Regions from separate parts of the Homo sapiens genome. Here region 2 is linked to region 1. A link is an interaction called in ENCODE POLR2A ChIA-PET data of the cell type or tissue named here. Cell type or tissue: GM12878. All regions are shown on one strand. Each heading gives the region's core, and the rest is flanking DNA. Links, peaks and the distances in the headings are about the cores only.

The links. ChIA-PET counts read pairs that join two places held together with the same protein. Peaks named below come from ENCODE experiments on the same cell type or tissue, not always from the same donor. Only the 100,000 strongest peaks of a DNase experiment are listed, where the experiment ranks them.
Region 2: POLR2A ChIA-PET joins it to region 1 with 7 read pairs; 2 of 35 experiments call an interaction of 5 or more read pairs at or near these places.

The regions. Positions count from the first base shown.
Region 1 is chr6:129,619,567-129,626,993 of GRCh38, reverse strand. The region is part of intron 5 of ARHGAP18 (Rho GTPase activating protein 18); the gene reads left to right. Among named protein-coding and RNA genes, the nearest start is that of ARHGAP18, 87 kb to the left of the region's middle. RefSeq lists a silencer at 7,064-7,264. In GM12878, for the core only: a CTCF peak has its summit at 5,541 (motif pointing left); no DNase peak of the experiment used is centred there; H3K27ac peaks cover 1,199 bases.
Region 2 is chr6:129,853,167-129,860,593 of GRCh38, reverse strand. The region is part of intron 1 of TMEM244 (transmembrane protein 244); the gene reads left to right. It overlaps LOC105377999 (a long non-coding RNA gene), which reads right to left and starts at 4,966. Exons shown (of 8, transcript XR_942986.3): 1 at 4,882-4,966; 2 at 1,169-1,264. In GM12878, for the core only: no CTCF peak of the experiment used is centred there; no DNase peak of the experiment used is centred there.

The sequences.
Region 1 (7,427 bases), core at 1,196-6,195:
TAGAAATAGACTTTTGTGACTATGATCAGGACTCTAGAAGTGTTCATTTCTCTGAGCTGGTCATTACTTTTGAGCCTTTTCAGAGGACAGACGTACATGAGCATCTTCTGTCTTCCATGCTGTGAATTGTAGTTCTCAGGAAATGGCAGATGATATATTTAGAATATCACATAATTGCATGTTTGCTTCATCCTAAGTTAATGCACAGCATTCTCAGAATATGCTAATACTACCATCAACAATATGATTACTAGAAATGGTTTAAACTTGTTTTTCTTTTTTTTTCTATTTGTCTGTGTGTGTGTGTGTGTGTGTGTGTGTATGTGTGTGTGTTTTGGGGGTACATCCTAAAAGGGATTTTATACAGTAAAATTATTGTGTTTTAGGTTGCTTAGGATTGTTACTCTTTGTATCGTTAAGCCATCAGCTGCATACCTGGTTTGGTTAATTTGCTTTATTTTATTTTCAATTTTTAGAGATTGCTTTTCTTGAAATTTCATTTTGGCTTATAAGTATGTAAAATACTTATATAGTCCAATAGTAAAGTCGAAAAACAAAGTGTATTAAAAATCTAGCTTTTATCCTTCAGCTACCAACCTATTCAATCCCTCCTCTTAGTGGCAAACTTTCTTTCCTTTTAATATCATGGTTTATCCTTCTGCTCCTAGGTAACTGGTAGCTCACTATGCACAGTTTCTTCCACCTTGATTTTTGTTTTGTTGACTTAGTGGTGTATTGTGGAAATCATACCATAGTAGTATAGAGAAATATTTCTCACTTCTTTTTATTAGATACATTGTACTCCATTGTACAGATGTATCATAATTTATTGAGTCAGTCCCCCTATGGCGGACATCTGAATTGTTTCCAGGCTTTTCTTCTATATATGTGTGTGTGTGTGTGTGTGTGTGTGTGTGTGTGTGTGTGTATATGTGTATATATATGTGTGTGTGTATATATATAGATAGCTATATTTGATATATATATTTGATATATATTTGATATATAATATAAATATATATAATATATAAATATATAATATATAAATATATAATATATAATATATAAATATCTATAATATATAATATATAAATATATAATATATAATATATAAATATATAATATATAATATATAAATATAATATATAATATATAAATGTATAATATATAATATATAAATATATAATATATAATATAAAAATATATATTATATATATAAATATATATAATATATAAATATATAATATATAAATATATAATAAATATATATAATATATAAATATATAATATATAAATATATAATATATAAATATATATAATATAATATAAATATATATAATATATAAATATATAATATAAATATATATAATATATAAATATATAATAATATATAATATATAAATATATAATATATAATGTATAATGATATATAATATATAATAAATATATATAATATATAATGTATAGTTATAATATATATGATATATAAAATATATATTATATATAATATATAATATAAAATATATATTATATATAATATATAATATAAAATATATATTATATATAATATATATTATATATAATATATAATACATATGTATAAATATATAATATATAATATATATAAATATACATAATATATATTACATATAAATATATATCATATATCATATATATTACATATAAATATATATCATATATCATATATATTACATATAAATATATATCATATATCATATATATTACATATAAATATATATCATATATCATATATCATATATATTACATATAAATATATATCATATATAATATATAATATATCATATATAATATATATCTATATAATATATAATATATATCATATATAATATATATCTATATAATATATAATATATATCATATATCATATATCATATATATTATATATAAATATATATCAATCATATATATTATATAAATATATATCATATATCATATATATTATATAAATATATATCATATATAATATATATTATATATAAATATATATCATATATATATATATTTTTGAAATGGAGTTTCACTCTTGTCACCCAGGCTGGAGTGCAATGGTGTGATCTCAGCTCACTGCAACCTCCGCCTCCTGGATACAAGCAATTCTCCTGCCTCAGCCTCCCAAAGAGCTGGGATTATAGGTGCCCACCACCACGCCCGGCTGATTTTTGTATTTTTGGTAGAGATGGGGTTTCACCATCTTGGCCAGGCTTGTCTTGAACTCCTCTCCTCAGGTGATCCACCCACCTCAGCCTTCCAAAACACTAGGATTACAGGCATGAGCCACTGTGCCTGGCCTTCTTGTATATTTTTGAAAATCTGTGTTTATACCTAATGGGAAAAGTAAAAGAGTATGCAAGTGTGGCCTAAAATGATGATCCACTCTGCCAGACTATCCTCAGGAAAAGTATGGTTTTTTGTGTGTGTTTGTTTTTTGTTTTTCTCGAGATGGAATCTCGCTCTGTCACCCAGGCACCATCTTGGCTCACTGCAACCTCCACCTCCTGGGTTTAAGTGAGTCTCCTGCCTCAGCCTCCCGAGTAGCAGGGATTGCAGGCACATGCCACCATGCCTGGCTAATTTTTTATATTTTTAGTAGAGACGGGGCTTCACCACGTTGGCCAGGCTGGTCTCGAACTCCTGACCTTGTGATCCGCCTGCCTCAGCCTCCCAAAGTGCTGGGATTACAGGTATGAGCCACTGTGCCTGGCCAATAAGTATGTTTTCAAAGTGACAGTCTTCATCACAAAATATGGAAAGGTTTTAAATTGAAGGACAGTAGAATCTAATTAAACAAAATGAAGTCATTGTTGGCTTTTAAGTTGTTGACTCAAACAGTGGAATGAAATATAATTCATCTCCACTTGAGAGCTTTCAAAACAAAACTCCCTCTGCCATTTTCTTCTCTGTTTAACTAATTTACCTTCACCTACCTTCTTAATTATATTCAAGTTGTGCCCAAAGTTTAAAATGACCTCTCCATTTCTACCCCTCTGTTGTTCCATATTTGCCAAGGAAACTTTAATCTATTCTTCAGAGACTAGCTCAAGATCAGTTTTCCTGTTCAGTCTTTCCTGATCGTGAACTTATATTAGATCAAATAAATATATGAAATCACCTTTGATTTAGGTTGCATGCTTTAGACATTATTGTTAATCTGTCCATGTATTTTTTTATGCAAATATGCATATACTCATCTATAGAAACTCTTTTTTAGTCCGTTTGTCTTCTAGAAGGTATGGACTCATTGTTAAATTTCTACAAGTCTTTCCCATGGTTGAAAAAGTAAGATTTGTATTCACTACTCTGAGGCAGGTGTCTAAGTAGATAAAACCTTAAGTTCCATTTCTGTTCCATGCTCCTCTACTTCTGTAAATAAGCAGTAGGCTTTATGTAATACATTGTTCTCTGTTGACCTCATTTCATATTCACTTCCTTTTCCTCACAGCATCGAGCAACCTTTGTCAATTCTTTATGATCTCTCATCGTGGATTCAAATTTCTCCTCTTAAATTTGGAGATCAGGTTTTATAACCTTTAATTTGCTTTAGTTTGAAAATTTAGCTACTTAGTGTATACATGTTATATCTCAGAAATTATGCTCTGTAATTATTTATTAGATGACCTCTAGGAGGTAGACACCCCTATTTTTCATACATGGAAACATGTTAGAGAGGTAACTTGACATGCTGAGGCTTGACATTAATGACTAAGCTTTTGAATCCTTTCTCTTGCTTTCCAAGTCAAAGCTAGAGTGATCTGATGAGTAAAAAAGTCAAGTTTATTATTAGTGATGAAATGCCTAAGGGGCCCCTCATGCAAATCCTACAAAAGAGCAACACGCCAGGGAAAGCTACCTAGTTAATTTATGGTAACACAAGGGAATCAATGACCTTACATTTTTTTTTGAAAATTTTTATTCTTTTCTTTTTCCTTTTTTTTTTTTTTTTTTTTTGTTTTGAGATGGAGTTTCACTCTTGTTGCCCAGGCTAGAGTGCAATGGCGCGATCTCGGCTCACTGCAACATCCACCTCCTGGGCTCAAGTGATTCTCCTTCCTCAGCCTCCTGAGTAACTAGGATTACAGGCACCTGCCACCACGCCCGGCTAGTTTTTGTATTTTTAGTAGAGATGGGGTTTCACCATGTTGGTCAGGCTGGTCTCGAACTCCTGACCTTAGGTGATCTACCTGCCTCAGTCTCCCAGATTGCTGGGATTACAGGTGTGAGCCACCATGCCCAGTCTTATTTTCTTTAAACACATTTTTCAAGAGGTAGAGAACTTTTCTCTTGCTGAAATTTCACTGCTTTCTCTTAGCCAATGAACTGAACCATTCAGTCTATTAACTAAACAAAAAACGACAGGAAACTTCATAAATATTTAAAGCTGCTGCTATGAATTAAACATTGGGATAAAGAACTAACTCCTTCATTAAGCACAATGTTTAAATAAATAAATAAGCTCATGACATATATCGCTAGGTAAATCAAATGTTTGAATTAATAATATTTCAGGATTCTGTAAACATTTACCTTGGGTAATGCTTTAAACGGCTGTATTACATGTGTTTGACTTATTAGACCCAAAGCAACTGATTTTAATGAAACATTTAGGGCTTAAAAAAAAGGTAAATATGGTTGGTTCAGCATTCAGAAAATGAAGCAATTAGCAGAAATATAGGACCAAACATGGGAAAAATGTGACCAGTTTTGTGTGATTTTTAAAAAGGAAAACTCAGTAGAAATCACAGAAAATCAGGGGAACACGAAGCCAATGGCCCTCCACCTCATTGAGTTTGATTCTATGCTCGCCTCCCTGTAGGATGTGTGTCTCCATTCATTTAGTGGACCATGACAGACCACCCATAGTGTGTCAGGTCTGTGGTACAACAGCGTTACGGAAGTGATTAAGAAGTGGCTCCTCTCCTTGAGGGGCTCACAGTACCACATCAACACCTATCAACCTAGATATCTCCCTGCCTACTCTGGTGGATGGGAAAAATGGAGTAGAACAGAATGGTTACAAAACTTACGATTTAGGAGAACTGAATTTGCATCTTCATGACATCACTGGCTTTGTGGCCATGTTTAAGGCACTTAACTGAGTCTCAGTTTCCCCACCTAGAAGATGCTGTAATAATTCTTATTAGGACTTTTGAAGGATTAAATGAACTGTTTTTCGATAAGATAATTATTATTATCATTTTTTTCTTACCTTGCCATGACACATAAGAATAAAGGAAGACCATGAAATGTTGATATTATTTTAAAAGCTCCATGAAAAAAATATAATATGTAATACTTTTTGAGTGCTATTTATCATTTGATCTTCGCCACAACCTTGTAAGTTAGGTTCAGTTGTTCTCATTCTACAGATGAGGAGGCTAAGGCACAGAAGGGGACATTGTTTGCCAAAGGTCACATAGTAAGTGATGGAAACAGCATTTGCCACCTGTAGTCTGACTCCACTCTCTTGAGCCCTGTGCAGTGCCCCATGGAGGCCATCCTGCCCCCTGCTGGAAATTTGCTTAGGCCCCATCTTCAGTGATGTCCATTGCTGTTTATTTGATGTTCTCCTAGGAAAAAAAACACATTACGAACGGTTAAGAAAGACCCCTTTCCTCTTACAGTGGACTTGAAGGCTCTCTTTTGAATTGAGTTTGCTTAAAGGGAATTAGTTTCTCACTTACTAAAAGTCATAGGTTTTACGAGTTGCTGTAGGAGACTGACTCCAACATTTTCATCTCACAACTCCTTCATACACTTAAAAATTATTAAGGGCCTCAAAAACCTTCTGTTTATGTGGGTTATACCTATGGACACTTACCATATCTGAAAATAAAATTGAGAAATTGAAAAAATATTAATCCATTTAATATAACAATATTATAGTTAACATAAATATCTTTTTCTCAAAATGGAAAATAGCCATATTTTCTAAAGAAAATTAAGTGTATCATGGTTTTAATTTTAGTGAGTCTGTAATGTCTGGCTTTAGTTGAAGTCAGCTGGATTATCATATTTACGTTTGCATTCAGTCTGTTGCAGTAGCACTCATTTACATCTGGAAAACTATACTCACGAGAGAATGAGAGTGTAAAAGGCAAAATAATGCCTCATTACTAATTATTAAAATAGTTCTGAACTTTTTGGAAGGATATTGGATACCCCCAATGGTCCCTGGACTACACTTTGAGAATTACTGCTTTAGGACATGTCTTTTGCCCTAGCATTTAGACGATGAAGTGTTAATGATAAGACGCAAGAAGTACCAAAGCAAAGGGAATAAAATAGATGCAGTAAAATCAGCTAATCAGCAATTGAATTAAATGAAAAATTCAAAGGTAAACCCAAACTGTAAGAGAATGATCAGTTTTAGTAATAGGTAAACACAATGGAATTGTAATTTGTATTAAATGTACACACTAGTGAAATTTGCCTTTTTATCTTGTGGTTTGCTTTCTGATGTTTAATGTGTTTAATATTAAAAGATGATATTTGAGAAAGGCAGAAAAACACACCATGTGCTTGTGATTATGAAGCAACATCTTAGTCCCACTTTATTCAGCAGTGAAAGTAATATACAAGTTGAGTATCCCTAATCCAAAAATCCAAAATCCTAAATGTTCCAAAATCAGAACCTTTTTGAGCACTGGCATGATGCCACAAGTGAAAAATCCCACACATAAGTACTTAACACAAAATTAGTTTCATTCAAATTAGTTAAAATATTTTGTAAAATTGCCTTCAGGCTATGTGTATATGAAACATAAATGAATTTTGTGTTTAGACTTGGGACCCATCCCAAGATGTCTCATTGTGTATATACAAATATTTCAAAATCTGAAATCCAGAGCACTTCTGGTCTCAAGCAGTTTGGATGAGGTGTACTCAACCTGCAGTAGCAACCACATAAAAGCACTTGGGCAGTGCTGGGCACTAAATCTCACAATAGCCCTCTGAATTCAGTGGCCCATCCTCTTCTTTTTGTTGCCCTTCTCCTCCTTTCCCTCCCCCTCCATCTCCCATTTTACAGAAGTAAAGGTTAAGCCATTGCCATAAGTCACACAACTAGTAAGTAGATAGGTGACTGGTAAGCTCTGAAGTCCATGCTCTTCGTTTCCCCTGTGTCCCTCTTACCCCAATGGGCTGTAGCCTTTCTGGACCAATCTTACTTGGCTTTTGTGACAATTAAAAGATACATAAGTGTATGTGAAGGGTACCTGGCATGTTCTAAGCATACACTCATGGCTAGTATTCCTCTTTCTCTCCCCCCTACTTGTCTTCTTCATGTCATCTTCCTCTGTTTCCCCCTCCCCCTCCCCCATCCCCTTCCCGTCCCCTCCCCTTCATTTTCCCTCTCCCCTTCCCTGCTCCCCTTCCTTTTCCCTCTCCCC
Region 2 (7,427 bases), core at 894-5,893, 230 kb before region 1:
ATACAGGCTTTAGGCCTATAATGAGCCAGACTTAAGGGAATGATAGTGGAAAATCAGATTTTTACTTAAAAATTAAATTACAATTATGAGTGAGTGCTACATTCATTTTAGTAAAATATCAGCACCGTGTGTATTTCCTCAAGCTTTTTCTTTACACTACCATCATCACCACATATGTCATCAGTGAGAAATGTTGAGCATGACAACAGCTAAGAAAAATTTTCAAGGTCAGTAAAACATTATTTCAGGAAAAATATTTTTAAAAAGCTTATTTTTAAGGGGTTATTAAACTTCGTAATTTATGTATAGATTTGGGATTGAACTAGCAATAATAACTTCTGCTGAAGAGATAAAAATTAGAAGATAAAATCCTTTCTCTTAAGTAGCTTACACAAAGAATGGGGGCTCTATATTTAGTCGGGGCTTACACAGACCAGACAGACAGACACACACACACACACACACACACACACACACACACACACACACGCATTGCAGAGAAAATATCCAGATAGTTGCTGCAGTTCCTCACTATCTTAGAATCATCTGAGCTTCAAGTGTAGAATTAGAGCCTTAGAACATTAGAAGAATAGTGAATATGTTCAAAATAGATAGGTTGTTGACTATCTGAATTCTCATGATACATCCCTATAAGTTATGAGTTAACTTTTCTTTTAAGTGCTTGTTCACTGTCAATATTATCAGCACAAGAATTACTGATATGCTTATAAATTAATAGTAATAGCAAAAGTGACCTTCATCTAGAGATAACTCGAATACTCAACAAACATTTATTGAGTGCATGCAATGTGCCAGGCATTGGGCTAATTAAATCCCCCCTATCTGTACACTTTAAATGACAGAAAAGCTGACTCAAGGGAAAGAGTCATGGCCAAAGGCCATTTAATTAATTTGCTGTCTGGGAAAATAGCACAAGAACTGGGAAGAAAGCCCAAGTATGAGGACTGCTAAACTGTTCAGAATACAATGTATTCTACTCCAGTAGACGGCATGTTTCCTAACTATGTTAAACTAATGTAAACTTTCCTCTGTAAAACAAATGTTGTAAAAATCTCAGAAGCACAACACATTCCTGCATATCCTCAGAGTTGTTCACCTGAACTGGAGAATTTCATTCATTCAGGCAATTTCAGAGGGAACTACTTACCAGTAGGACGGAGCCTTTGCTGTGATTCTACAAGTGAGAGAGTCATATCTCATGATTTCTCCAGGAATTGTCCAAAGAACTACAATGCAGTCTTTCCTATGGGGAGAAGTAAGAGAGAAAGTATTATCTATTGGGAACATACAGTACTTAATGTTAAGAATTGTATACATGTTCAGAATACAAATCCCTTATGAAACTTTACCTGTAGATGAGTAGAACAAAACTCAGAAAGTAACCAGCCAATGTCACACACTTGTCAGTGATGAACTGGGGGAGAAACTCCAGTGGATCTGACTTAGAGTCCACATACTTTATTAATAGACTATGGTTCCGGCCAGGCGTGGTGGCTCATGCCTGTAATCCCAGCACTTTAGGAGGCCAAACCGGACGATCACTTTAGGTCAGGAGTTCGATACCAGCCTGGTAAACATGGTGAAACCCCATCTCTACTAAAAATACAAAAATTAGCTGGGTGTGGTGGTGCACACCTGTAGTCCCAGCTACTCAGGGAGGCTGAGGCAAGAGAATTCCTTGAAGCCGGGAGGCAGAGGTTACAGTGAGCTGAGATTGTGTCACTGTACTCCAGCCTGGGTGACAGAGCAAGACTCTGTTTCAAAAAAAAAAAAGACTATGGTTCCTACTATAGTGGTCTTGTCTTCCATTATTTCTTTCCTTCCTTCCATGATTATTATTCAAAATATATTTATTGAATACCTATGAAAGCCTGACCAATATTTTGGGGGCTGAAGAATTAAATGTGGTCAAATCAGTGTCTGTCTTTTAGAGACTGGAGAAAGAAATGTATACCTCCAAAAGTAGGTATGCTACAATACAAATTTGATGAGATCTATAAGACAAATATAATATTATGGAAGCAATTAAAATAAGATAGAGATTGATTCTGTCCTGCAGTGAGGGGTGGAGTGAGAAGATGATATATGAGCCAGACCTAGAGAATATAGCTACTTGCTCTGTAAAGAAGAGTGAAGCTACTGTAGGCAATGGGAACATTCTGCTTTGCAAAATCACACAAGGGCTTCCAGTTTCCATAGACTAAATGGAGAAGGCTATTACAGAAGGACTAGGCCTAGATTTCACAAAAGAATTCTCCTAAGTCTTCAAAGATCATATACTCCCAATGCTACTTAAATCATTTGAGTATAGAAAAACAAGAAAAGCCACAAGAAAGTTTTATGAAACAAGAAATATGTTGTCACCTAAACCATATAAATATAGTACAAAAAATAAACTATAGATCAATCTCACTTATGAATACAGAAAAATCTAAACATATTAGCAAACAGAACCCAAGAACTCGTCATAAAAATAAAACATCATGACCAAGTGACATTTATTCCAAAAATGTACGGATGGTTCAATATTAGGTAATCTACTAACATAATTTAGATGTTCATATATCTAAGCAGAAAATCATATGACCATCTTCACTCATCTTCATAGACGCTAAAACTGCCTTTGACAAAAATTGGCAACCGTTCCTGAACCACTCCTGATTTAAAATACTGAATAAAATAAGAACTAATGATTTTGTCTGATCAGATATATATATATACATATATATGTACATATATATACACATATATATATGTGTGTATATATATATATAAAAAACCACACATACACACACACATTACAATCCTAAAGCTGGTGTATTACTTAATGGAGAATACTAGAGGCATTTACAGAAAGGCCAAGAACAAGGCAAGAATGTCCACTAACTCCACTACTATCTAAACATATGTTAGGGTTGGGTGCAGTGTCTCATGCCTATTATCCCAACACTTTGGGAGGCCAAGGCGGGTGGATCACCTGAGGTCAGGAGTTCCAGAACAGCCTGGCCAACATGACAAAACCCCCTCTCTACTAAAAATACAAAAAATTAGCCAGGCGTGGTGGTGGCATGTGCCTGTAATCCCAGCTACTTGGGAGGCTGAGGCAGGAGAATTGCTTAAACCCAGGAGACGGAGGTTGTGGTGAGCTGAGATCTCACCATTGCACTCCAGTCTGGGTGACAGAGCGAGACTCCATCTCAAAAAAAATAATTTATATATGTATATATATATGTGTGTGTGTGTGTGTGTGTGTGTATACACACATATAAAATATATATGTTAGAGATACTATTCCATTCAATCAGATCAGAATAAACAAAAGAGTCATGAGAATTAAAATAGAAGTAAAACTATCTCTATTTACAGGTGATATTGTAGTGTATCTGGAAAATCCAAAACAATCAATGAAAATACTAACACAAACAATTTTAAAAATTAGTAAGGTAATAGACTATTAAAATACAAAAATCAGAAGCCTTTCTACACACAAACAATAGCTAGTTAGATAATGTAATGGAAGAGGAAACTTCAGTTGTATTAGTAGCAAAAAGAATTTATTTAATCATAAGCTTAACAGGAAGTGTGTAAAATCTATATGATTAACACTTCTGTTAATCATATATTAACACTATATGATTAAAAAATTAACATACTCCTGAAAGATACAAAAGTGGACTTGAATAAGTTTGGAAATTTTTCTCATTTTTGAATGGTACTCATAAACATAATAAAGCTATCATTTATTCCCATCTTAATAAGTTTGGCATAATCTCAATAAAAATAACAAAGTTGTTTTTATGGAGCTAGTCAAGTAGATTTTGAAGTTTATATGAAAAAATAAAAATAGCTATGAGAACCTTAAAGAAAAGAAAAAGGAGAGATGACTAGCCTTACTAGATATTTTTAAAGCAGCTTTATTGAGGAATAAATTAATATACAAAAAGTGCACTTATTTAATATTTACAAGTTTATACATTTGAACATTTGCAACACCTGTGAAACCATCACTGTAATTAAGATAGACTTATTTATCACCTCCACAAGTTTCCTAGTAAACATTATAAAGTTTCCTTGTGTTTCTTTGATAGTTTCCTGTGTGTGCATGCATGTGTGCTAAGAATACTTAATGCAAGCTCTATCCTTTTAACAAATGCCTGCCAGATATTAAAACATACTATAAAGCTTCTATAATTAAAACAGTGTGGTATTGATTCATGAGTAGATAGCTCAATGGAAGCAAATAGAAAGCTCACAAATAGACAAAAGTGTATATGAAAATGTAGTAATGAAAAAGACAGTATCCCATTGGAATGTCATAAAGCAAGGAAGTACAAAAATGATGGGGATATGTAAAAAGAACACAGGCAGTATCTGGTAGGTGCTCAAATTGGTCAAACTTGGGATAATTTGAGCATCAACAGGAATCATGATGTTAATTAATTATGGCACTCAGAAAATAAAAAAGACCATAGGTTATAAAAAATAAATGAATAAATAATAAATACATAAATTAATAGGTAAGTTCAAGGGTAAGAAAGGAAATCTCTTTATGGAAGAATATCTACTGAAATGTAGAAGAAAAAATAAATAATAAAACCATCAGTTTACAATACCAATGTAAATAATTGATTCAGATGAGATATGTTAATGAATGGCTAAAAAATTTTGGGGGAACAGGATATTTATATAGTCTCAAGTGTCACCCCACAGATTACTTATTAATTACAAACGATGAACAGTGCAATGAAAATAGATCTAGTAGATATCACCTTTACCAAGTGATCAAACTGACCATCAGTAATAATGAAAGTCATATTATGCATCTTCTCATAAGATACAATGGGAAATGCACAATATTACCTTTGTAGAGTTCTTCTCCGAAGAATCTGATCATGAGGAAACCATCAGACAAATTCAGAGTAGGTTACTAAAGAGCCATGACAACCAAATGTAACATGTGAAAATATGATTGATTCTAGAATTCTCAGATTTTGAGAACAATAGAGGAAATCTGAATATAAACTCTATGTCAATGATATTTTATATCCGTGTAGGATTTATTGTGTGTAGTAATAGTTTTGAATTATAGGAGAATGTCGTTGTTCCTGCCTGTGAGAATTTGGGGAAAATACTTACTAAGTTCTTTGGAAATTTTGTCTTCACTTTCTGTCATTGAGAAATAAAAGTGTTATAATGTCACATTAGCTTGACACTATACCCCGTCATCTTTAGCAAGGCTGTCTAGAACGGTGTGCATTTCATTCACCAGAACAAGTAATTCATTTTTAAAAAAAGAAAAACTATCTTCGCTAACTTGATAGAACAATAGTGTCTATGAAGTTTGGGTATGTGTTTCTTTATTGTTAGTGAAGTAAAAGATTATATTTGCTCGTTTTAATTGGAAATTTGTCTCTTGCCCATTTTGCTCAGGAACCCAGACCTGTGGCTGTCCCATGTGGAAATCCTGCCTGAGGGGAAATACTAGGACAGGCCTAGGTTTCTGTTTGTCACCTAGACCAGTTCCTATATCCCCAGTAGCTATTTGCATTGTAATCACCTGAGAGGTTTCTTAAAATGCAGTTACCAGGGTTAAGAATAATAACCTTTGTGAACCACTTAAAGGCCATGTATGTGAGCAGATATTGAATATGAAGAGTATGGACCATTATGATTGTTCCTAAGAGCCTAGATCTTCATGAAACCTAGCTTATCCCTTTTCTTTGAGGTAGTTTTGCAATTACTTTTAGCAATTATGGATGCTCCTTGACTTACAGTGGGATTATGTCCCAATAAACCTGTTGTAAATTTGAAACATTGTTAAATTGAACCATGGTAAGTCAGGGACCAGCTGTAATCAGAACCACAAAGCTTACTTTCTGACCAGGATTCAATACATTTTATATACAATTGTACCTCTTTCAGTGACTAGCTTTGTGAAAATCACTTAATTTCTCTGGGCCTCTGTTTTTTCATCTGTAAGAGGTGACTAACCCACATGTTTATTTGGATGAGTGAGCTCATCTAGACAAGTACACAGTAAAGAGTCATATAACTGTTGGGTATACTTGCTTGTTCTAATTATTTTCTGTGTGATTATTTTGTCTCTTCTTACCTCTTCCTTTTTATCCCCAGGAAGTCTGAAACAGTTTTGGGCAGAATGTCAACACTTGATAATTATCTCCTGATTGGTGACTCTCTCACTGTGCAGCAAAGATTGCTTTTATCTGGGGTACTGTTCAGTGTGGCCTGGACTCTGACCAATCATAACTGATTCTCCTTTAATAACCAGAATGTCCGGTAGGGCCAGCCTTCTATTAATTCTAAAACTGTAATGAATCATCCAACAACTTATATTCTTTGAATACCTACTGTGTGCCAGGAACCACACCAGACACTACACATATATTAGGGAGCCAAATGGACACATCTCTTCCTCCCAGTCCCTTCTTAAATAAAATGAGGTAAGTAGCATAGAAAAAGTAGACCTTGTATCTTTTAGCAATTACTTGCAGAACCATAAAACGATATCTAGAAGACATCCCACTAGGGTGTTGTTAAATGCGACAACAAGAAAAACTCAAGAGCTGAATGAAGAGAGGTGGCTTTCAACTCCAGGAGAGTGGAATGAACCTGAGCTTTCCCGTTTTGAATTATGCCCCGTCAAGCCAGTGTAGAAATTGGCAAGTTAGTTAAGTGAGTTACACTGCTGAAGTACTCAGGCTCCACTTAAGCTCTGAATCCTTAGGGATGCCACGTGCACATGCTCATATTCTATCCAGGTTCCAGCCTAGCCCTAGCAAAGATAGTGCTCATGCTTTTGGGAGATTCTAAAAGCGCAAATCAGTAGCACTTTCCTCTATCCTTTTTTACACAGGTATAGTCTTTTCTTAATTTCAACTTATTAAAACTGCTTTATTTTTTAGGGCAGTGGAAGGAAGGCTGGTATCAAAATATTTTGATCAAAAAAGATGACAAAGATGTAAAGATCAGTTGTAGCAGACCGTTTTCTGAAAGCAACTTGGAAAAACATTCATTACATCATAAATGTGCACAATTTGCAGACTGGTGCACATTTATTTCACTTTCAGAATAGGAGTGTAAAAAAAAAAGGTGGAAGCTTTTTAATGAAGAAATTGCATTTATAATGATATGTGTTTGAATATTATACGGAGAAAGAGAGTGTTAGGGAGCATACAGTAGAGAATAAGAAGTCAGGGGAACTTCTTGGAGGAAGTGAGGTATCAGTTTAGACCTGAAAAGATGAGTGGGAGTTAGTTTTCCAAAGAGAGGAGCCGTTAATTCTACACAGGGGGAACAGCATTGAATTTTTCCAGAAATAGGAAGTACTTAAGTATGGCTGGAGCACCAAAGAGGAGAGTGAACACAAAGGAAATAACAGGACCCAC